6 separate regions of the Homo sapiens genome follow, and regions 1, 3, 4, 5 and 6 are each linked to region 2. A link is a loop called in an ENCODE intact Hi-C map of the cell type or tissue named here. Cell type or tissue: PC-9. All regions are shown on one strand.

What was found. Peaks named below come from ENCODE experiments on the same cell type or tissue, not always from the same donor. Only the 100,000 strongest peaks of a DNase experiment are listed, where the experiment ranks them.
Region 1: a loop joins it to region 2, with 11 times the contacts of the local background. A loop is called at or near these places in 3 of 110 quality-filtered maps.
Region 3: it touches region 2 in a loop (3-fold over the local background); 5 of 110 quality-filtered maps call a loop at or near these places.
Region 4: a loop joins it to region 2, with 12 times the contacts of the local background. A loop is called at or near these places in 2 of 110 quality-filtered maps.
Region 5: a loop joins it to region 2, with 13 times the contacts of the local background. A loop is called at or near these places in 2 of 110 quality-filtered maps.
Region 6: it touches region 2 in a loop (9-fold over the local background); 5 of 110 quality-filtered maps call a loop at or near these places.

What each region holds. Positions count from the first base shown.
Region 1 is chr7:80,720,703-80,724,702 of GRCh38, reverse strand. No RefSeq gene overlaps it. Among named protein-coding and RNA genes, the nearest start is that of CD36, 84 kb to the right of the region's middle. RefSeq lists a silencer at 1,556-1,850. In PC-9, no CTCF peak of the experiment used is centred here; DNase peaks (open chromatin) are centred at 1,752 and 2,672; H3K4me3 peaks cover 1,489 bases; H3K27ac peaks cover 3,541 bases.
Region 2 is chr7:81,071,703-81,075,702 of GRCh38, reverse strand. No RefSeq gene overlaps it. Among named protein-coding and RNA genes, the nearest start is that of SEMA3C, 150 kb to the right of the region's middle. RefSeq lists an enhancer at 57-1,256. In PC-9, no CTCF peak of the experiment used is centred here; a DNase peak (open chromatin) is centred at 1,942; H3K4me3 peaks cover 713 bases; H3K27ac peaks cover 2,732 bases.
Region 3 is chr7:81,445,649-81,449,648 of GRCh38, reverse strand. No RefSeq gene overlaps it. Among named protein-coding and RNA genes, the nearest start is that of HGF, 320 kb to the left of the region's middle. In PC-9, a CTCF peak has its summit at 2,078 (motif pointing right); no DNase peak of the experiment used is centred here.
Region 4 is chr7:81,297,165-81,301,164 of GRCh38, reverse strand. No RefSeq gene overlaps it. Among named protein-coding and RNA genes, the nearest start is that of SEMA3C, 380 kb to the right of the region's middle. In PC-9, no CTCF peak of the experiment used is centred here; a DNase peak (open chromatin) is centred at 1,724; H3K4me3 peaks cover 679 bases; H3K27ac peaks cover 1,259 bases.
Region 5 is chr7:81,283,326-81,287,325 of GRCh38, reverse strand. No RefSeq gene overlaps it. Among named protein-coding and RNA genes, the nearest start is that of SEMA3C, 370 kb to the right of the region's middle. In PC-9, no CTCF peak of the experiment used is centred here; a DNase peak (open chromatin) is centred at 1,995; H3K27ac peaks cover 1,134 bases.
Region 6 is chr7:80,940,954-80,944,953 of GRCh38, reverse strand. No RefSeq gene overlaps it. Among named protein-coding and RNA genes, the nearest start is that of SEMA3C, 24 kb to the right of the region's middle. In PC-9, no CTCF peak of the experiment used is centred here; DNase peaks (open chromatin) are centred at 2,473 and 3,353; H3K4me3 peaks cover 1,623 bases; H3K27ac peaks cover 3,037 bases.

The sequences.
Region 1 (4,000 bases), 350 kb after region 2:
TATATTTATTAAGTGTTGGCTAAAACCCTGATTCACTCTGGAGTTTGACTGGAAAAGACTAATTGAATGGGACCCATCCCAACACATATGTCTCCTCAAAGCTGAAAGTGATTTAGGGCTTTGAGGGCAGTTAGTGACCATCGGATAGATTTGTACTCATTCTAGGCAGCTAGCGTGCAGCAGTGTTTCCATCCTACAAGAAAACTTGTGGTGAATATTTCCCAGATGGCTTTTGCAGACAGAGGTCTCTTACAAAAGAAGAAAAGAACACTTTAACAAAGTCCAAAGAGCAGCTCATGTTGAAGATTTTTTTTTTTTTTAAGGACAAATTCAGAGGCCTTTTCAAACTCTACAGGGTGCTTCTGGAATATGTTTGGAATGTAAACACATGCCTGACTGAATTGCCCAGCTGCTACCTGGCTTACAGAGTGACCTTTCATAGAGTTCTCAAATTTTAAATCAAAAAGAAATCTTGTTGAACCTTGGGGTCATTCTGTCCCTTTCTTTACAGAAAAGCAAAATGAAACTAAGGTAAGTTAAGTGATGCACTCACATAAACTGGGTTTCCATTCAAGCTGCCATGTTCCTTCTCATTCTGGAGGGTAACCTGGGCTCTGTGGTACAGGTGTAACTTCACAGCATGATATTTATTGGTGACATTCTCTCTTGCTTCATATTCATTTATTCTTTCCCTTTCAGTTCTGCTTCATTCCCTTTCTGTTTCCTGCATTTACTCCTGTTCTCCTACTCTTTTTTGCGATTACTCTTTTTAAAAACATCTCTCGGCCGAGCATGGTGGCTCACGCCTGTAATCCCAGCACTTCGGGAGGCCGAGACAGGTAAATCACGAGGTCAGGAGTTTGAGACCAGCCTGGGCAACATGGTGAAACCTCATCTCTACTAAAAATACAAAAAATTAGCTGGGTGTGGTGGCATGCCTGTAATCCCAGCTACTCGGGAGGCTGAGACAAGAGAACCTCTTGAACCCGGGAGGCGGAGGTGGCAGTGAGCTGAGATCTGGCCACTGCACTCCAGCCTGGGCAACAGTATGAGACTCCATCTCAAAAAAAAAAAAAAAAAAGTATGTTCAGTTGATTAAAGGATTACTTACAACTAGCTCAGGAAGAGAAAACAACACCTCTAAAATGCAGATGTAACTGATGTGGCTTGAATGAGACAGGAATTTGAATGTCCCATTTTACACCAAGGTGAGCTAATCCAGACATGTAATTTAAGCTTTTTAAGGTTTTAAGGAATCTATCTGACAATTGTGGATTTAACTTCCCTTCCCAAGTGAGAATTGACTCAAATATTTCCCCCATTATTTGTTATCATCACACACACCTATATACACATACTCATACTCTACAACTGGACTACAAATGTCAAAAAGAAATAAGCCCATTTAAATAAAAGTGAATTAACTTAATCTTCAATCTTATATATCCAGAATGTGTTATTGTAGCCACAAAACAATGACTGTTGGAGATACCATGTTAACATTACAGAAATGTATTGTAATCCTAATCATTAACCATCATGCAGTCTACAAATGAAGGAGATGAGAGTAACCCAGGGTAGTGAAAGATTTTATGAGAGCAGCAGAAAATATTCACAGTAAGACACAGATGGGGAAATGTGTCATGTGGAATGCAAGTTTGACTAACAGAAGCCCAGTGGTTGGGATGAGATGAAAGCGTAATGCAGAGCCCAGTGGGAAGAGGCACAGAGTACACTGGCACAAAGTGCAGTGGCTCATGCTGATGGAATGACTGAAAGACGCAGCAAAGGAGCAAAATGAGCTCCTTTAGCTGAGCCTTAAGCAATCACCACCTCTGACTAATATCAGCCCAGGATGGTGAAAGGTCATTCAGCAGCAAATTGGATGACATGGTTTATTCTATATAACTAAGAAGTATTTGGAGTGAACTGTTAGAGATTAAGTCCTAGTATGGCAGGTTAAATTAGAGATAATTTACTTTGCTCTCACTCTGTTTTCTCTCCTCCTCCCAGGCCATAGTACTCCCCTGCCCCTTGAGATTTTTGCATAGCTTGATTAAAAATTAAATTGCTTCGACAAAATTGCCTCTGGGCTTTAGTTTTCTAGTGCCTGAATTCTTTCAGGGGACCATGCTGGGGAATCGGAAGAGAGCAATAACTGGGAGGAAGAATGAGGGAGGAGATTTTTAGAGGCTAGGAAAGGAAGAAAGTCTTCTGGTCCTAGAGCAGCGGGGAATCTCTCTGGCTTCCCAGTGAGTAGCAGAGACTAAGAAGGTGACAATGATGGGGCTTTCAGACAGTCAAAGACCCTGGCTGTACTAGACATGTGATTGACAGAAGAGGCTCATTTCAAGAATCCTCCTGGCTTAGAAAACAAGGTCATCCACAGTGATCCTGACTGGAGTAGCACCCAGATTCCTGTGCAGTTGCAATAACAGTGATGACTGCCAGGCTGGTATTCTGAAAATTGTCCCTGTTAAATTATTTTAAAACATTTTTGTATTGCAAACTACATACAATTTTGTTGTGATGCCAGGTTACTTTGACATTTGGAAATCTCACCCTTATGCCTTGAATTCAAAGCATATGAATCTCTTACTCCATTTTTTTCTTCCTTGACTCCAATCCACCCACAGCCTGCAGTCGTAGGCAGATCTGTGCTTCTATGAGTCATACTGTACTGTCACATTGAGTAACTTGCAGTATAAGGAAAGAAAGAAAAGTTCTCTAATTTAGACATTAGATTTACCAAATCAACAGGATTTCAACATGACAGAAACTGTTTTTGGTACTTTTGCATCTGACTGTGCATGAACCAAGAAAGAAGAAAACAAACTGGAAAGTGTACTTTGAAACAAAATACAACTCTTGCCAATAAAAATTTGTTATCCTTGTTTAAAAAAAATTGTCTACCCAAAGTTATCAAAGGAGAATTGGGATTATTTGAAGAATAAAAAGGTAGAAGGAAATAGTTGGAGTTAAAATACCTCAGCATTCTTCCTTCAACTGGTATAGAGGCATAAATTGCTTTTAATTAGCATATTAAAAATTGCGTACAAATATTATGACTCAAAGGCACACTAGTCCGGGGTTATATATATAGCTTTTCTTGAGATATAATTTATATGCCATTCAATTCACCCATGTAGATGTACATAAATTGTGCAACTACCACCATAATCTAGTATATTTTTATCACCTCAAAAAGAAATCCTGTACTGTGTAGCAGTCAGTTTTAATCCTCTTCCCCTTCTTCCACTCTAGGCAGCCACTAGCTTATGTTCTATCTCTATGGGTTTTCTCATTCTAGACATTTCAGATATATGGAATTACACAATATATAGTCACCTGTGACTAGTTTCTTTCACTTAGCATGATGTTTTCAATGTTCATATATGTAGCACATAGGAGTATTTCATTTTTTTGATTGCCTAATTTTCTATTGTATGGATGTATCACCTTAAGTTTATCCACTTATCAGTTTATGGATATTTGAGTTGTTTCTACTTTTTAGTTTTATGGATAATTTGTGTACATATATGAGGTTGAACTTTACAATGATCAAATAGTATTTTATTTTCATTATTTATGATTCATTAAAGGTCCATGTCATATTAACCTTATGTTAATTAACTTTATTTTCTAAAATTTGTATCCAAAGGTATGTTTACAATTTACACTTCTTTGAATTACATATTTAATATTTTCTATTATAAATATTTTATAAGGAGTACACTAAAATTTTGTAAGTTATAAATGTATGGCATAGATATATTTTTATTATATGACTTCTGTCAAAATCGGTAAATATTTTACGTAATACTACTACTCCTAGTCCTCACTTTCTTGCTTCAATGAATTGTCTAGATGAAACCATCCTCAGTGATTGCTGAGTCTGAAAGTTTTCACTTCCCATCTCTTTGATATTATACTCCCTAAATTTGGAAGGAGAAAATTGGACTCCTTGCATACTAGGCTTTCAGGAATGATTGACACCCTC
Region 2 (4,000 bases):
TTTTTAAGTGATCACAAAAGTTTATTGACTGCTTGTAGAGAACCATCCAGGAAAGACTAATTTCAGAAAGCTGGACAAAGAATCAGTGTTGTTGCGCAGGGTAGTATAGTTAATCTATATAAGAATATCCAGCCAAGAAGGAAAGGTGGGAGGTAAGCCTGCTTTGCCACTCACCAACTTTACCATGGAGTTGTACCCACATGGAGGGAAAATTAGTATCATTTTCTATTTTACACAAAGATTCCAGGCAGTCATCAAGATGTTCCACTGTGGACTGCATCCACCTGGAAGAGGAGCCAGAGAGCAATTAAGCAAGTCACGGTAGATCAGAAAGACTCTGACTCCAGAATTTGGAATGTACAAAACCAGCACTATTGAGTAGGTGGTTGATTCAGAATAGCTGCTATCTGACTTATTCTTTACATTTCCTTCCAGATGCAGATGTTCCACAGTCACAGGTACTCCTTATGGAGTGACTTCAGTCAGACGACCATTGTTCAATCTTGCTCCAGACTGAGGCAGAAATAGTCATTCTGTGGTAATCTCTTAGTCTCCTAGATGTACAGGAGAGTGAGGGCATAAATGCCCAGGGATACAGATCCATGAAACCCATGAGATTATATGTCAGGTCACGCCAGTGAATATTTTCTTATGGGTGAGGAAAACTTGTGACTTTACCTTTTAAGGTCAATGTCAGGTTAATGGCTTTCTTATTCCTCCCTTGTAGTATATAAGGAACTTCTCATTTTATTCAGGCAAAACAATAAAGACAAGGTCTGGGTTTTAGTCCCTGCTGCACACCATTCCAACATTGATCTTCATGGTCTGAAAAGCATGAGAATCAAATATTGTTCCGCTCAGAAAGTCCCTCATAGTGTCCCTCTTCACTGGCCACAAGGTTGACCTCAAGGATCATTGCTAAAATTCCCAAGGTCAGAGCCTTCTGGGTCTACCCTGCTCAGATCCTTCCCAAGGACCCTCAGGTGCACACATTCTTTGCTTCAGGGTGGCTGAGTTAATGCACAACCATCTCAATAATCACCAGGAGTCAAGTTAATCTCTTCTCTTCCTGAGTCAAAGGGCCTCCGACTTCTGCAAGGATCATCCACCCATGCAGCCTCAAAAATTTAGGCTTTTCAAATTAGATGCCTGGGAAAGATGCCTTCAGGGAGCTACTCCACCGTTTAGCCATAAACACAAGCAATTCATCGCACCTAAGACAGGAAAGCCCAGAACTCAGGTACATGTAGGTGGGAGTAACAATCACATTTAAATCTTTTTTGCTGATGAGAAAAAAGTCAATTATATATCCTACATCAACCATAATAATAATCATAATTATAACAGCATTCTGCTCCACTAAGTAACAAAACTGCTAAAAAAAACAGTGCAGTGAAAATAGCATTTGAAATGGGCTTTATGAGTGATATGTGCATGTGTACATTTAGGTTTGGAAAATATAATATTGCATTTTGAATTGGAATTTTGAATTTTTTGACAGTCTGCCAAATAAATAAGTCAAGTTCTATGAACTCAGCATGAGCTCCAAATTGAACAAAAACTAAGAATACATGAATACAGTAGGCATGTTAATAAAAATGGTTAGTTTCTTTTGCATTCTTTTGCAATGCTAAGCCATGGAATTTTTAAAAACAATTTCCAAGTTTGTGATGTGAAAGCATAAAGTGTGTTCATAAGTTACCTAGTAATGACAGAGGGACTGGAGGGAGAAATATTTCACATAGAGAACGTGTGTTGAATTTCACTAGGATATGTGTTGGATTTTTCACTGGTTTTTGCTAAATGCAACAACGTGTTCGCTGAGTAAAACCAGTGACGGAACCTTGAGTCAGTGGGGTTGTCAGACTGGGAGGGGCCAGGTGCTAGCTATTAATAGATCCCCTGGGAGCTGAGGATGGAAACAGGTGGCCAGGACAGGTTTCAACAGCAGCGAGTACAACGTCATCAACAAGAAAAACATGTTTTGGCAGGGAGACCCACCTCTCTGTGGCAGGCAAGGTTCTGGGAATAGGCCAAGAGTAACAGAGAAATCTCAGATAGGTGGAGGTTTTGTCAACTGGTTTTAAAGCCCAGACAAAATTCTCTCATGATGGAAAGCAAATAACACCAGTAATAATTTCTTCTTATTGATCACTTACTAAGTGCAAGGCATTCTGGTATTGTTAAAAAACAATCAAGTTGGTATAATTATTGCCATTTATAAATAAGGAAATTGAGACTCAGACAGGTACAGCAACTTGCTTAATATAGAGTAGTCAATGAGTAGGCTTATACGCTTTTTTTTTTTTTTTTTTTTGAGACAGAGTCTCGCTCTGTCGCCCAGGCTGGAGTGCAGTGGCGGGATCTCGGCTCACTGCAAGCTCCGCCTCCCGGGTTCACGCCATTGTCCTGCCTCAGCCTCCCAAGTAGCTGGGACTACAGGCGCCCCCCACTACGCCCGGCTAATTTTTTGTATTTTTTTTAGTAGAGACGGGGTTTCACCGTTTTAGCCGGGATGGTCTCGATCTCCTGACCTCGTGATCCGCCCGCCTCGGCCTCCCAAAGTGCTGGGATTACAGGCGTGAGATATGCTTCTAATTTAATCTGATCTTTTGAAGACTAGTGTCAAAGGGGCTAGGACAGGAGACATGTAATCAACTGAGGGGTCACATTTAAAGGTGTAAAATAGGGATGTGGTTACTACATATGAGCTACAAAGTGGAGGGGAAGAATGTTGTAAATTCCAAGCGCCTTTCTACTAAGCATCTCAAGGTTAATTTTCCAGCCCAAGAAGATCATGGGTTCTTCTCTCCCTGGCAGTAGAAGCTCTTTTTTTTCTTCTTTTTTTTGAAAGAGTCTCGCCCTGTCGCCCAGGATGGAGTGCAGTGGCGGCATCTCGGCTCACTGCAAGCTCAGCCTCCTGGGTTCACGCCATTCTCCTGCTTCAGCCTCCCGAGTAGCTGGGACTATAGGCACCCGCCACCATGCCCTGCTAATTTTTTGTATTTTTAGTAGAGACGGGGTTTCACCATGTTAGCCAGGATGGTCTCCATCTCCCGACATTGTGATCCGCCTGCCTCCGCTTCCCAAAGTGCTGGGATTACAGGCATGAGCCACCGTGCCTGGCCGAAGCTCTTTTATATAAAGTTGATATCTTCCATCATTCATGCCTTCATTAAGATAAAAATATAAATAAGATTGATTCAATGCATGCTTTTAAGGTGATACCGTGTCCGGAATTTGTGGGTTCTTGGTCTCACTGACTTCAAGAATGAAGCCATGGACCCTTGCGGTGAGTGTTACAGTTCTTAAAGGTGGTGTGTCTGGAGTTTGTTTCTTCTGATGTCCAGAAATGTTCTAAGTTTCTTCCTTCTGGTGGGCACGTGGTCTCCCTGGCTTCAGGAGTGAAGCTGCAGACCTTCCTGGTGAGTGTTACAGTTCATAAACGCAGTGCGGCCCCAATGAGTGAGCAGCAGCAAGATTTATTGCAAGAAGTGAAAGAACAAAGCTTCCACAGTAGAAAAAGGGATCCAAGTGGGTTGCCACTGCTGGCTTGGGCAGCCTGCTTTTATTCCTTTATCTGGCTCCACCCACATCCTGCTGATTGGTGCATTTTACAGAGAGCTGATTGGTCTGTTTTACAGAGAGCTGATTGGTCTGTTTTGATGGGTGCTGACTGGTGCATTTACAATCTGAGCTAGACACAAAAATTCTCCAAGTCCCCACTAGATTAGCTAGACACAGAGCACTGATTGGTGCATTTACAAACCTTGAGCTAGACACAGGGTGTTGATTGGTGTGTTTACAAACCTTGAGCTAGATACAGAGTGCTGATTGGTGTATTTACAATCCTTTAGCTAGACATAAAGGTTCTCTGAGTCCCCACTAGATTAGCTAGACACAGAGCACTGATTGGTGCATTTACAAACGTTTAGCTAGACACAGAGTGCTGATTGGTGCATTTATAATCCTCTAGCTAGACATAAAAGTTCTCCAAGTC
Region 3 (4,000 bases), 370 kb before region 2:
AGGTGGGTGCAATGGACTCCATGAGGGTTCTTAGCTTTGGTGGTTTAATGCTCTATTTTTGTGCTGTTTGGCCTCCTGCCAGGAGGTGGCACTTTCCAGAGAGCCTCAGCTATGGTAGTATGGGGAGGAACCGGCAGTGGGCGGGGCCCTAAAACTCCCAAGATTATTTGCCCTTTGTCTTCACTACCAGTATTTTTAAAATAGCATATTATGATATGGTTCTGCATTTTTTTCAAAGATCCCCCTCCACTATACATACATTTAACTTTTTGAAAATGAAATATACATAACTTGGAAGAACAAAAGTTAAGAAAATATATAAACAATTCAGGCATTTCTGCTCAATCAGCAGAATGTTTCTGACTCAGAGTAGACAAGAAATGCCTTTCCATTTTCTTTGTTTCCTCCATTGGTCTCAGTTCATAAGACCACTCAGTGCCACTTTTAGTGAGTTCTTCCAACACTAAGTTTGGTCTAGTAGTTGAAGAATGTATGTTTTGTAAAAACACTCTCCTTATATAGAAATTAACTAATTTACTCAGGGCTGTTGTTTCCATCATAACACATTCCTGAGAGATTTTTACAGATAAGGTTCACTATAAGTAAATTTAGATCTACACACTGGCTTTAGAACCTAACTCTCTGCTAAGATACAACTGTATTGTACATTTCTACCTAACTTTTTATCAGCAAAATATTACTCTAATTCATAGATTTGAAGATACATTCGCTGATTCCTTATGTACATATATTATTGGGAAGGACAACTTTCCTCCATTTTCATTCTTTTTAAGGAATATCTTACCTATTCTAAGTAATTATTCTTCAAGATAAATTTTACTAATTTTCAGAAAACAAATTAACTTTATTAGAATTCTGAATGCAAATGAGTTAAAATTAATAATTATCTTTGTACCGTTTACTGAGTTTCTTCTTTGTGCCAAGTATTCCTGGAATTCATTTAAATCTCATAATTCTCCAAAGTAAACATTATATTGTTATTATCAATATTATAGAAACAAGAATATTGTGACTCCGAACTGTTATGTTTCGTTTCCAGAGTTATACAGCAAGTGGGCATTAAAGCTAAGACTTCAAGCCAGACTTTAAAGCCCCCAACCTAAACCTAAGCCTTGCTTCCTATTTGATTTTTATATGACATATATTATCTTTTGATTTGAATTTGGGGATAATAATATCTTTATAATGTGAATCTTCCCAACCAAGAGTACATCTATGTCTCTTCCTGTGTTCAAGTAATTATATTCATAATAATAATGTAATATATGTTATTAAGGTATTGTGGTTTTCTATACTATGCACATGCATTTATTCACCATTTAGATATTTGTGTCTATTTTTTAAAGGGAGGGTCTCACTCTGTCACCCAAGGTGGAGTGCAGTGGTGCGATCATAACTCACTGTAGCCTGGAACAGAAGATAGATGCAACGGTGATCTTCCTGCCTCAGCCTCCTGAGTAGCTGACTACAGGTGCCATACCTGGCTAATATTTTAATTTTACTGTTACTTTTTGTACAGACAGGGCCTCACTCTGTTGTCCAGGCTGGTCTAGAACTCCTGGCCTCAAACCATCCTCCAGCCTCATCCTCCCAAAAGTGCTGGGATTACAGGCATGAACCACCATGACCAGCCTACGTATGTCTTTATATATCATCACTTCATGGCTCTTTTCATCATTTCAATGACCACATTTTAGCCTCAAATATAGATTGGCTTCAGAAATAAAGTACTATAAATAGCACTGAATTTAGTTTGTGTAGCAAAAAAGCTAAGCTGTCCTCAAAACAAAGACGTGTTAAAATATAAGCAGACAAAATAGAGAAGTTAGTACAATTTTAAATGTTGCTAAATATTTATGTATAAATGGATTGATCAGACTTTAAATTTTCCCCAAGGAGACGTACAAATAAAGTGCTCCAAACAACTTATTTCCTGGTTAGAAAACACAGCCAGTTTATCCTGGTCTTGTGATGCCCAGTTCCTTCCCACCACCATCACATAGCAGATGAAGGTAAATACGAATCCCTCACAGGGAGTAGTACAACAGAGAACTTTAACAACACAGTGGCCACTAGGGAGCACATTCAGCTTTCTTATCAGGGACATTGCACGTAGTTCTGCTGTCAGTTTCAAATTTAAGGGCCCTCTTTGATGGTTAAAGAATTTTGAAATCAGTAACAATTACAAAAATAGTTAAAATGTTTATATTTATTATTAGAAGGGCACTGCATGATTTTTTTGATGTACAGGAAAAAAGAAGCAAAATCCAAAAGCAATTTTTACTAATATTTGACAAATGTCGTCAGTCTCATATAAAACTATGTTCATAGGGCACGTATATTTTTGAGTTTGTTTTAATGTGCTTAATTTTATGACCTAAGAATTTTCACAGTATTAAAATGTTTGATTAAATCTATTTTATCTTTTTAAAAGTATTCCATCTTATAGCTACAGTTATGTGGTGCCTAAACTTCCCATGAATATTGGACATTTATGCTGCTTCTGATTTTTTTAATAGAAACCATGCTCTAAAAAGTGTACCGTAAGAGCAAAAGTTCAGGTAGACCTAGATTCATGTCTCAACTATGACAATTAGCATTTGAAATGTGGGGCTAGTTATTAACACCTGTAAGCGTCATGGTTTTTTTCTTAAAATAGTAGGCAATAGCATCTATATGGCAATTGCTGTTGATTTAGCGAGTAAAACACATAGAGAAGAAACAACTTAGCATACAGGAAATACTAAATACATACTCTCTGATATATAATGTATTATTGTTGTGATTTTTGTACATGAATCTGCATTTAAGATTATTCTTCTAAAACACATTTCTGAAAGCAGACATGCTCATTCAAAAGTTATTGATCCACATTTGCAAATTGCTTTCCAAAATAGTTGATCAATTTTTAAACTCGAAGTGTTTTTCAAATTTTAGATTTCCTCCTTAATATAAAACAGTAAATATTTAGCAAATCACATGATTTTAACCTTGAAATTATCATTGTCTTTAGATGTACAAATTGAGCATGTGCATTAGAAAGTATTATGTGCATCTGATTCTATCTTTTTTCTAAACCAGATAATCTGAGTTTCACAAAGTCTGTCAAGTATTTTATGTGTGTATACATACATCTCATTTTCCTGAGTAGGAGGAACAACACTCCTTGTAAATTTCAGGAAGCTCTGTGTCTCAAGAGAGGTAAAGAGCCCCAAGCCAAAACCCAACCTTCCTAAAATATTGGGCCTGCTGATCTGCTTGAAGAACTTCAAATATGCCTTGTTTCTCTGGGACAAATATGCTAACCAGTGTAAACATATAATGTTAACTTTTTTTCCTATTTCCTTTGGCTGATATTTTCTGTAACCTCTTCCAAAAACTAAAAGAGTTGTAACATCTATAGGTAATACGTTGTATGATGACAATATTACTATTTTAAAGTTTACTTTAAATATGACTAGTGATTTTAAAATAAGTTCCCTCTACCTACATTTAGTACACATGCATTCCATTTATAATGTACTCAAAATGTTATATTCATTCATGTTGGTGACATGTCTGAAACTTCTTGGCCTTTTGACTAATTACATCTAATTAGAAGATACATAGAAACATATAGCAAAACAGAGTTTACATTTCTTTTCTCCTTTTTGGGAGGTCGCCAACTATATGGTTACAAAGAGCTAATCAAGAGCCAATTTCTTGTAGGTGCAATCTACTTACTGTTTGACTTCTCTGTACATACCTATGTCCAGAAAGCAGCAAGCCTTGAGAGGTGAATATATTTGGGGCACTTAGAAAATGATAGGTAAACAAGTAAGTGAAAATAAATAAACCATATGAAGTTAATCTTATATTTGCGCCTTGAAAAAAAAGCCTTCAAATAGGTGAGCTTTTGATTGAGTTATTTATATAAAACTCTTAAGAGATACAATCACTTTCAAGAGAAAGATGTGGTTTCCCTTAAAATCATTTTCCT
Region 4 (4,000 bases), 230 kb before region 2:
TAAGGGACGTAACAAAAAGTAAATATCAGTGAAACAATGCTCCAACTTCAGGGCGTACATAATAATATTTCATAAGGGGTGTTTGATGTTTTCATCAATGATAAATTAGACACCACACAAATTTTGGTCTCAGAGCTATGAGCAATAGCTGGCAGGAAACATGTTCAAAATTCAAATTGGTCTTGGTTATCAGGATCATAAATAAATGTAATGGGATTAAGTTACGAGGTCACTGTAATACATCTCAGGAGGAATAAAACAACTCAGCAAAAGAGGCCATAAATGCAACCTGACTAAAGCAGCAAAATTGTTTAATCTATACTATACTATTTATTAGACACCGTCCTAGACACAGATCAGAATTCAAAGTGAATAAGCCATGGCACCTACCCTCAAGAGTTTTTTTACTGCAGGGAGTGATAAATAAATAAAATAAAATGCAAGTTGAAAATGTTTTTACATGCTGAAAAAGAGGCATGCAAACAACAGCAGCACAGTGGGGGAAAAGAACTACGAATGAGATCAGTAATATGTGATCTTCCTTTTAGCTTCAGCACAAGCAGCCATATAGTTATTACCCCTTTATCCTTATTCCAAACTGCCAAGAGAAGCAAACAAATCACATTCATTAATCCAAAGGGTTGGATACCTTTATCCAACTATGCTCCAGTTAGCAATGGATGGAGAAGGGAAAAATAACACAAAATAGTGTACTTACAGAGGCAAATTCCGAAGATGGATGACTGTGCAATACCTCCAAGAAAACTGAAGCTGGAAAAAGGTGCTTCTATATATTACCTATGAATGCTGAAGAGAAAGGGTGAATACGTGAAGTAAGACACTTGCACAGTCATTAGATTCCTAAGGATATTATCAGCCATTGAGAAGGCAAAGAAGATGTTGTGCTTGAATAACAGAGACTCTTGAAAGAGAAAAATCAAATTACAACTTTCAAGAGATTAACATGAAACTTGAGAACAATGTTAGTTCTGTTGTTGAGCTAATTACTCAGTGAGAGAAGTTCAATGATAATTCCTGGTTTTGATGAGAACTTCACTATTATTTATGTAAGTAAATTACACCTGAAACAGAGAGATTTTTCTTACAAGGTCAAAAGCAGTTAAAAGACATCCATAATAAATAGCAGAGCTAACTAACAGAAAACGGAGCAAGTAGAAAATGTTAAACAAGTGTCTCTGACAAAAAGACCTGGAGTCAATGGTTGCTAAGGAGTCATAAAATAGGTATGTGGTAGAAGGAGTAGGAGATTCTAGCACCTACATCAAATTCCCCCCTTATCCTCCAGAAAGTCACCTAGAAATCTCAGCTGAGATGATTTGCCATTCTGCCCAGTTATGAAGAGACGACTAGATAATATGCTTCAATGTCCCTACCAGAATTGTTTCTGTGAAGAAAAATAAAATGTGTCAGATCAGTCTTTCGAGTAGCAACTTATTCTTTATTATTATTTTAGTTTTTGACTTTATAATAGGAAGGTTCCCTTCATGGCACCAAAAAAGTCCTACAAGTGCATTTTCCATAAGTTGTTTGAAGACATCTATGTTTGGACAGTTAACAAGTCACTAGGGAGTTCATGAGTAAGAAAAGGCACAGCCCTGACAGTGAGCCCATGTTTTTGTAAAGAATGCCTGCCGTTTAAAGGTCATAGGCTGAGAAGCTGTGGTTAGCAAAAGAAATTAGTCATGAAAACACAGTACAGCCCAGCAGGGATTTATTATGCATGAACCACTTCCATTTTTTGTTTATTTAAAATAAGCTAGATTGTGAAAGTGTTGAAATTTCCTCGTGGCACATAACTTTAGGGGAGTGCCCTCCTCTCCTCCTCAGCACATCGTGTTGATTGAGATTATTTGGAAGATATGACTGCTGTCCAAAACTAAAAGTAAAGCAAGGATTTCAACACATGGGAAATTCCAAATGCATAAAAAGGAAAATTACCACACCTATAACTGAATATTCAGTTTGTTTTTTAGAAAATCCGTGCACATATACATAGATGTTTTAAGATAAAAGTGGATATGGCTCCCCAAGCATGAATGAGAAATGCTAAATTTGGTTACAACAGGCTTATTCAGAATTATGGATTCTAAGTGGGAGAACTTAGAACACACGTTCAGCATTTTTTGGAGAAATAATTTTGAAGTACCTGTGATACTTTTAACATACTAACAAGCTTTGAAGGAATTTAATAAAGGGCTTAAAATTTTCAAAAAAAGTTTCAAATTACTCTCTTGAATCTGTAGTTCATTTGTGTTTCCTCTTTAGCTGTCTCTATGGTTCACATTCAGCATCTTGTTTCCAAGAGTGCATGTGTGCATCTCTGCTGTTTTATTTCAATATCATTTCAATGGTGTACTGAGAGAATGAGCACCTTACCTTGGAGTGTTTGGTTAAAGATCTGATATCACATTATCATCTCAATTCAAAGTTCCATTTTGTATTCTATAATACATATTATTTTGCAACTCTAAATGATAAAAGTTTTGAAAGTCTAACCTATATTTCTATTAAATGAAGTGAGTATGTTGTTTTCAATGTGTTTTATCAGCTAGCACCCCCACCTCATCACCAAATTGCTCTCTCACCTAGGAGGTGCCTTTTCTTAAAATACAGAGATCTGTATTTTAGAGATATTCCTTTGTAATTTTAGATGGCAAAATCCCTAAAGGTGGTATTAGAGGATATTAAATATCTTCTAATATTAAATCAGGAACACCTTGTGGAAATGAGTTTGTATAAATCTCTCCCTTTGAGTCAAGACTAGAATGGCAGAAGCATATGGAAGAACTGAAAGTGAAAAAGGACTGAAGTAGGGAGAAGGTTTAACAAAGGAAATTGAGATATAAAACCTTGTAATGCAAGATGATTCATTATGACATTTATTCTTTGATTAAGACATAGTAGGATATACTAATAAGTCATGATATATTAATACAGTACATACTCTATAGTAATCAAAATCATAAGCAGTATATATGAATCTCAAAGACAAAATGTTGAATAAAAGAAGCTAGAAACAAAAGAGTACTTACTCTATGATTCCATTCATATGAAGACCAAAAAGAGGTGAAGGTAACAGAATTGAAACAGAGGTGTAAAGTAAGAGAATTCAGAAATGTCTGATTAACCTTTGGAAGCAAAATTATGACTGAAAGGGAGCATGCTGGTAATATTCTATATTTATCTATACCTATATTTATATCTATATCTAAACAACTAATTTGTCTTAAAGTCTCTGAGTGCCAGACATGGCAGGCAGACTTGAAGATGGCCTCCTTTGGTTATCACCTCCTGCTATTTATACTTTTGTGTATTTCCTTCCTTGAGTGAGAATTGAACCCAGAGAGTTATTTTTAATGAATAAAATATAGCAAATTCCTTTTATGATTATGTTACATAAGATTGTGACTTCTGTCTTATTAATAAACTCACTCTCTTGCCAATTTTGATAAAGCAAACTGCCATGTTGGAGAGACCCGTTTGACAAGGAACTGAGCGCAACCTTCAACCATTTGCAAGGAAGGAACTGAGACCTTCAGTCAAACAACCTTAAGTCATGCCCAGATTCCTGTCCCTTAGAAACTGTGTTGTTTTGAGATGGCAAGTGTTGGGGCAATTTGTGATGTAGCAATAGATGTTACATTAAGCAGAACATTTCAGAAGCCACATTAGCCAGCAAGTTGCTAGTTCTGGATAATTGAAAACTACTTAATGCTGTAAAGCAGATTATTTGAAGTTAATTTTTTACTGCAATAATATTTTATTATAAGTAGGTGTGCAAATAGTTATATGGAATGTTTGCTTTGGACTATGGGGACTTCCAAGATGTGAGACTTACAGTTTCAAAACCATAACAGTCTTGGGAAAGCCAGGACAGTTAGTCACTTTACATATTGACTATGAAATGATTTTTACTGTTTATTTTGTTTTTCGAACCTAACAGGGGCTTACTATTGGTTATGTAAGTGAATATTCAAAG
Region 5 (4,000 bases), 210 kb before region 2:
TACCCTAGAGTTGAGAAAAGAGGAAAATTGTTGGAAGCCACATCAAAACATTGAAGAAAAGAATAAATTTGTCCGCTGGGTGCGGTGGCTCACTCCTGTAATCCCAGCACTTTGGGAGGCCAGGGTGGGTGGATCACGAGGTCAGGAGTTCGAGACCAGCCTGACCAACATGGTGAAACCCCATCTCTACTAAAAATACAAAAAATTAGCCAGGCATGGTGGCGCGCACCTGTAATCCCAGCTACTCAGGAGGCTCAGGCAGGAGAATCACTTGAACCTGGGAAGCAGAGGTTGCAGTGAGCCAAAATCGTGCCATTGTACTCCAGCTTGGGTGACAGAGTGAGACTCCATGTCAAAACAAAGAATGAATTCGTCTCATCCTTGATCAGATCAGTCAAAATGTCAGCCTCTAACTTTACAAGAGCATGACAGTTAAGTGAGAGAAAATCTGCAACAAGAATATAGTCATGGTCTTGAAATAGTTCCTTTCTTGTTCAATGAGAAATAAGAGCCAGAGGATTGATAACAGTCCAAGAACTAAGTATTGAGTTATATTCTGGGTTTTCTGTAGGGTAGCCCAAAGAGAAGAGCTATAATAATCCACCATGGGGTTAAAAGTAGTATTCGGAATTTTAGAAATTAAGAATAATGAAAAGAGTCCAGCTGCTGCTCTTTGTCTTCATGATATCTTCTTTTATTTTATTTTTTTTATTTTTTAATTATAGTTTAAGTTCTAGTGTACATGTGCATAACGTGCAGGTTTGTTACATATGTATACATGTGCCATGTTGGTGTGCTGCACCCATTGACTAGTCATTTACATTAGGTATATTTCCTAATGCTATCCCTCCCCCATCCCCCCACCCCATGACAGGCCCTGGTGTGTGATGTTCCCCACCCCGCGTTCAAGTGTTCTCATTGTTCAATTCCCACCTATGAGTGAGAACATGTGGTGTTTGGTTTTCTGTCCTTGCAATAGTTTGCTCAGAATGATGGTTTCCAGCTTCATCCATGTTCCTACAAAGGACATGAACTTATCCTTTTTCATGGCTGCATAGTATTGCATGGTGTATATGTGCCACATTTTCTTAATCCAGTCTATCATTGAGGGACATTTGGGTTGGTTCCAAGTCTTTGCTATTGTGAATAATGCTGCAATAAACATATGTGTGCATGTGTCTTTATAGCAGCATGATTTATAATCCTTTGGGTATATACGCAGTAATGGGATGACTGGGTCAAATAGTATTTCTAGTTCTAGATCCTTGAGGAATCGCCATGATATCTTCTTTTAATGTCAACTTTTATTTTAGAAACATAGAATACATGTCCAGGTTTGTTACATAGGAATATTGCCTGATGCTGAGGTTTGGAGTATGGATCCCATCATTCAGGCAGTGAGCATAGTACCCACTAGGTAGTTTTTCATTCCAGGCTCTCCCCCGAACCTTTTCCCCTCTGGTAGTCCACAGTGTCTATTGTTCCCATATTTATGTCCGCATGTGCTCATTGTTTAGTTTTCACTTTTAAGTGAGAATATACATTATTTGGTTTTCTGTTCCTCCCTGCATTAATTCACTTAGGATCATGGCTTCCAGCTGCATCCATGTTGCTGCAAAGGATATGATTTCATTATTTTTTAGGGCTGCATAGTATTCCGTGGTATATACGTACCACCAATCTACCATTGATGGGAACCTGGGTTGATTCCATGTCTTTGCTATTGTGGATAGTGTAGCTATAAACATACTCATGCCTGTGTCCTTTTAGTAAAATAATTTATTTTCCTTTGGGTATATACTCAGAAATAAAATTGCTGGGTCAAATGGTAGCTTTGTTTTAATTTATTTGGGAAATCTCCAGACTACTTTCCACAGTGATTGGACTAATTTACATTCCTACCAGCAGTGAATAAACATTCCCTTCTCTCCACAGCCTCACCAACCTCTGTTGTTTTTTGACTTTTTGATAATAGTCATTCTATCTGCTGTGAGATGGTATCTCATTGTGGTTTCGATTTGCATTTCTCTGATGATTCATAATGCTGAACATTTTTTCCTGTGTGTTGGCTGCTTTTATATCTTGTTTTGAGAAGTGTCTGTTCATGTTCTTTGTCCATTTTTTAATGGGGCTTTTTTTTTGCTTGTTTATTTATTTAATTTCCCTATGGACTCTAGATACTAGGCCTTTGTTGGATGCATAGTTTGTAAATATCTTCTCCCATTCTGTAGTTTGTCTGTCTGCTCTGTTGATAGTTTATTTTGCTGTGTAGAAGCTCTTTAGTTTAATTAGGTCCCACTTGTCTATTTTTGTTTTTGTTGCAATTGCTTTTGGGGACTTAGCCAAAAATTCTTTGCCAAGGCTGATGTCTAGAAGACTATTTCCTAGGTTGCCTTATGTATTTTTGTAGTTTGAGGTCTTACATTTAAAATCTTGGATCCAGGTTGAGTAAATTTTCATAAATGGTAAAAGATAGGGGTCCGTCTTCAATATTCTGCATGATATTCTTAAGATGCAGGGCTGTCTAGTAGGCCCTTTCTGGAATAGCTCAGCTTCTGTTGATAGAATCCTAAGACAGGAAGAGAGTTCTAAGACTGCCTTTGTGACTCATCTGCTGAGGTGAAGTCAGAGAAGGAAAAGAAAAAAAGAGAAGAGAAAAATCCTTCTTGAGATAGGAAATGTAAAATAAAGAATTACAGTCACTTCAAATTGTTTTTAGTTAGAAAGTCACAGTTTAAAATGAGAGTTTTATTTTCTCCTCCTAACTACAGAACTACCCTTGTAATTATTTAGATTTGGATAATTTCTATATTCCACTTAATTTCTTTTGTGTGTATATCCTAAGTAGATAACAGATAAAGGGACTGGTAAATTAGATGGGCAGAGAGATAGATATAAAGAAACATAGATAAGTACATAGATAAATTACACATATGCCCACACATTTGTACAGAGAGAGATTAGAAAAATGGAAAGCTTAAAAAGATACATAAGAAGACTCTATAAAAAGACTTTAAAATCTCAAAAGGGAATGAAGTAAAAAACTTAGGACTGAGGCTTTCAAAGGGATAGAGCAAATTTCATCCTTAATATTAAATGCCATCTGTCTCTTCCCTCTCACTCCCTCTCTGGGGCAGTCTTCCACGTATTAAAAAGGCAGACTCAGACAGCATATTTGCATTTTATTTCGTTATGGTCTAGTGGTTTAAATTTACTCTGATACCCTGCATTTGACTTTCATAACATAGAATAAACCTATTTCCTGAATTATTTACCCAAAGTTTTTTAACAAATACCATATAATTTGTGGACATTCAAGGGGTTTAATTCACAAATATAATAAAATTTAAGTAAATGAAAGAACTACTCTCATCACATACAATACCATCTAGTTGAAGTCTTGGAAAGTAATGACATCCGATGATAGATGTCAAGATGTAAATATTTTGGATATATCAGTGCAGTAATAGCATTAGCTTTCTAAGGTTGCATATCAAAAGAAAGGCATCAACTGCCAAAGGGCATTTAAATACCTAACCACATAGCTAAAGTTATAATATTTTATCCACATGTTGCATTCCATTGACTTTTGGCTTTGTCTGTTGCTAAAAATGTCTTCCAGATGCCACCATTATTGTTATAGATCCATTTCAAGTTTTAGACTACTTAAGTTAAGGAGAAAAATGTTTTAAAATCAAATGTTTAAGGTATGAACAAATACTTTGAGGGGAAAATTTAAGAGATCGTTGTGCATTTCTTCCCAATTTTATACTGATATGTAAAATACAAATACATTTGTTCCTTTATTGAACTTTTATGAGTCTTTGATGTATGTTTTCACTTTTTTACCATTGAAAAAAATTTTACAGAATAAAAGCAAAATTCTTTTAATTTACTTAAACCAGTTAGGTAAAAAATAATAAAAAGTCCTGTTTGTATAAAATTGAAAATAAAGGGGACATTATATTGGTATTACAAAAAATAGAATATCCAAGATTTG
Region 6 (4,000 bases), 130 kb after region 2:
GCACTCCAGCCTGGGTGACAGAGCGAGACTCCATCTCAAATAAATACATACATACATACATACATACGTACATAAGTACATACCAACATGCTGCTTAATGTGTTACCCCTTCTAACAGAATTTGCTTTATTAGGAGAATGACTCAAGTGGCTTTGTTTTCTTCTAAAATTATATCCATAATCTACATCCTTTAATCGCCTGATGGTTCTGAGTCCTTTTTGAACTCTGCACTAAGTATAATTAATAGCCAGGATATCCCCAGGTGGGTCTGCGACTGTCATCGCATCTCAGCAGACTGAAAAAGTGATGCCCATTTGGTAAGCTGGGGTAGCAGGACATGTTTCTCTTTAATACTCTAGCCAATACTTAACTAGCAGTTGTAAGGTCCTGTAATGCTCTTTCTTAAGTGTCCATTCTGTTTCCTCCTTGATGCCAATTTGCTTAGGGTCCTCAATGACTTTTGCTTACACTTTACATTCAATGTTAACAAAATAAATAAATTATGATTTTTGTCTTCAAAGAGCTCAGAGTTCAGTGGACTATACAAAACAAGTAAAATAAAAATATCTTCATAGTCCCCATTCAGACAAATCCTGCAACTGAGAAAAAGTGGCAGTGCGTGAGAGAAAGTTATACTAGGTAAAGGGAAGAGCAAATGCAAAGACATAGATGCTTGAGAGGGAGCCACGTGTTGAGAACAATGAGTGATTTAGAGCCCATCGAGACTGGATCCCATAATGAGACAGGCAGAGGAAGGGACTGGTTAAGGTCCCATTGGAAAGCCATTTTACCATGGTAAGTTTACCTTTTATCCTCTGTAAAATAGGGAACTGTGCAAGATTTAAATAGGGAAGTGGAATACTCAGATTGTTCAGATTGGTTTTTTTTTTTTGAAAAGAAACATTGTCGGTATTTTGAAGCATGAACTAAATTAAGGATTAAGGATTAATTAACTTTTCTTGAATCTGCAAGCAAATTTGTCCATTACTGTTCTTTTGTTTTGGTCCAGAAGGGACTATTAATAAAATACGGACTAAAAGGAGAGTTGCTTCTGCATTCTCTACATTGACTGCCTCTACCATCTCTTTATTATATTTATTAACTTGTTATTTTTCTAAGATGCCTGTTATTTCAAATTGCCAGCAGCAATTTTCTTTTGGAGGCTATCCTGGGACTAAAAAAGAATATTCGTTCAAAGGATATGATACAGTATTGTAGAACCTAATTAACACATTTCATATATGAATCATTATGTTATTTATTACATCAGCAATTGACCACAGTTAGTAGAGCAAATAGATTTTAACTTTTTCACCAATTTTTGCAACCCATGGCCACCTAGATACATGTCTCAAAAGGAAATCTCTGCAGAAAGTGTTTATCCAACAGCGATGTTTGCCATATGTGAAGATAAGATCTGGTCATGAGTCCAGGAGCATCAACCCAGTGGGTAGCAGGTAAAAGGTTGGAAGGAAGCAGATTCTGTAGCATTGGGACATTGACAGTGGGGAGCACATGGAGTGCTTGGATCAAAGAGACATTTTAGAACAGTAGTGTGGCAACTTGATGAAGATAATTAGATAATAGTGATATGAAGCAGTTTTCTTGAATCTGCAAGAAAATTTGTCCATTACTGTTCTTTTGTTTTGGTCCAGAAAGGGTTATTAATAAATAGGGACTAAAAGAAGAGTTGCTTCTGCGTTCTCTACATTTGACTGCCTCTACCGTCTGTTACTTTTTTTTTTTTTTGAGACAGAGTCTCGCTCTGGCTAATTTTTTATATTTTTTTAGTAGAGACAGGGTTTCACAGCGTTAGCCAGGATGGTCTCGATCTCCTGACCTCGTGATCTGCCCGCCTCGGCCTCTCAAAGTGCTGGGATTACAGGCGTGAGCCACGGCGCCCGGTCAACTTGTTACTTTTTTTTAGATGGTTGTCTTTTTAAATTGCCAGCAGCAATTTTCTTTTGGAGGCTATTCTGGGACAAATAGAAAATACTGGTTGAAAGGAAATGATACAGTATATGTAGAACCTAACTAACGCATTTCATATATGAATCATTATGTTATTTAATCAGCAAATGTTTGCTCAGTAACTATTTGAATCATTTTGTTTAACTATTAGCATCAGCAAAGATTTGTTCACTGACTCTCTATTACCTAGGATATACCCAGTATTCCAAAAGGGAAAAAAGTAGCATAGCCTCTCCTCTTGAAAACTGTATTTTCCATAATTTATTCAAGCAAAATTGACTACTTAGACACTATCCCTTTGAAGTAGCCCTCCCCAAGCTAACCTATGAACCACTATTTGCTCATAGGAAGGAAGTGGTTCTATCTAAGGCTAAGAGCCAAGAATTTTGCATTCCATTCCATTCATTGCTTCTGTTACTGATTTATTAAGTAATATTAAGTAGCAATTCTGCAGACTTTTCTCTTTGGCCTACTGAGCATGGCAATGCACTGGAAATTCCACTAATGTGGGCACAGCTTGGGGCACGACAAAGAAATAGGTGGAGACTAGAAACACATCTCTGACATGTCTTAGGAATGTCCCTAGGGATATTTCATTACTGAGTAGCTGAGCAGAGACATGACTCAGCCAGAGTTCCTGCAACTGGCTGTCTGGGGCAGCTATGAGAATGCTGGCAGGAGTTGCTGACTAGCCAGTGTTTGGTGAAGATGAAAAACAGCCTTTTAGTTAGAACTGAAACTTCTAAATAGCAATCTGATTGTACAAACTGACTTGAGTTGTTTGTTAGTACTAACATATTAAGAGGGGAATAAATTTGCTATCTGTCTGCAATAGCTTTCTCAAATATGTCAATGCATTTGAAGCACCTTGCGAAGAATTATTATTTAATCAGTGGACATTAGAACTCCTATTTTGATGGATTCTTTAGAAAAATACCTTGATTTTTGCAGTTGAAAAGTGAGAAAGGTTCTGTTGACAGAGAACTAAGAAATATGTAAACTTGTTTCTTAAGAAACAAACACTAAATTGAAGATGGAAAAAAGGGGAAAGAAAAGAGATGGAAGGAAGGTGACCAAGGAATAGAGCAGAAGAATGAAAGAGTGGATGAAAATCTATAGAAAAGCAATGCCTAATAAATAGCATTTATATTAGTGGTGCAAATTTTCCCTCCATGTGATAATATATACAGATAGATATATATTTTACATTGGGATTTTGATTATTTAATATTTATTTTTAGATTGTGTTCACTATCTGTGATATAAAGAAATTCAAAAACTTCTTTCCTGGTTATGAAACATTGTGTTACTCATTGCCTTTTTTTCAAAAACAGAAACTGGACAATTAAGGCTAAGTGCAATCACTCTGTTTAAATTTATTGGGCAATAGTTGCATGATCTTCAGTTGTGGAATTTGTGTGTCAAGGCTCATATGACAATTCCTTTATGGCACTGAAATAAGACTGTACTTGTCTTTGCTTTGTCCTTTCGGCCTGCCCTTGGTGAACTCCTTATTGCAATGAATTCGTATTTCTGAATCTAAAGATGACTAGCTTCTAGCTGCTAAGTTAAATTTAAACCTCCGTGAGGACACCAGCTGTCCCTAAGTGAGATAATTTGCTATTTTCCTCGGGCCAAAAATTCCAGTTTGGGGTAAGACAGGGCCTTGAAATGCACATTCCCTAAGAGGTTACTTTTGATCCAGAGATCTCTTAAAGTGTTAATGAATTTCCACACACATGAGCACCCTGCATTTTTTTCCTTTTGGGTTAAAAACCGAAGAGGTCTATAAGGAGACTGTCTCAGAACTTTGGTTCCCAGAACCATTATTTATATTCAGCTTCAGTGTTCCTTATTTATTAGCTGGGACCTAGCAGAGCAGTTACAGCAACAGAAAACAGCAGATGGCAAATTTCATGGTGGCGATAACACAATAACTGAGAAGTATGTGGTGAGCAATATGGGAGCTCTTCACAAATCCCTTATTATCCTTTTTTGTTATTTCTGTGTGTGGAGGGAGGGATGTTAA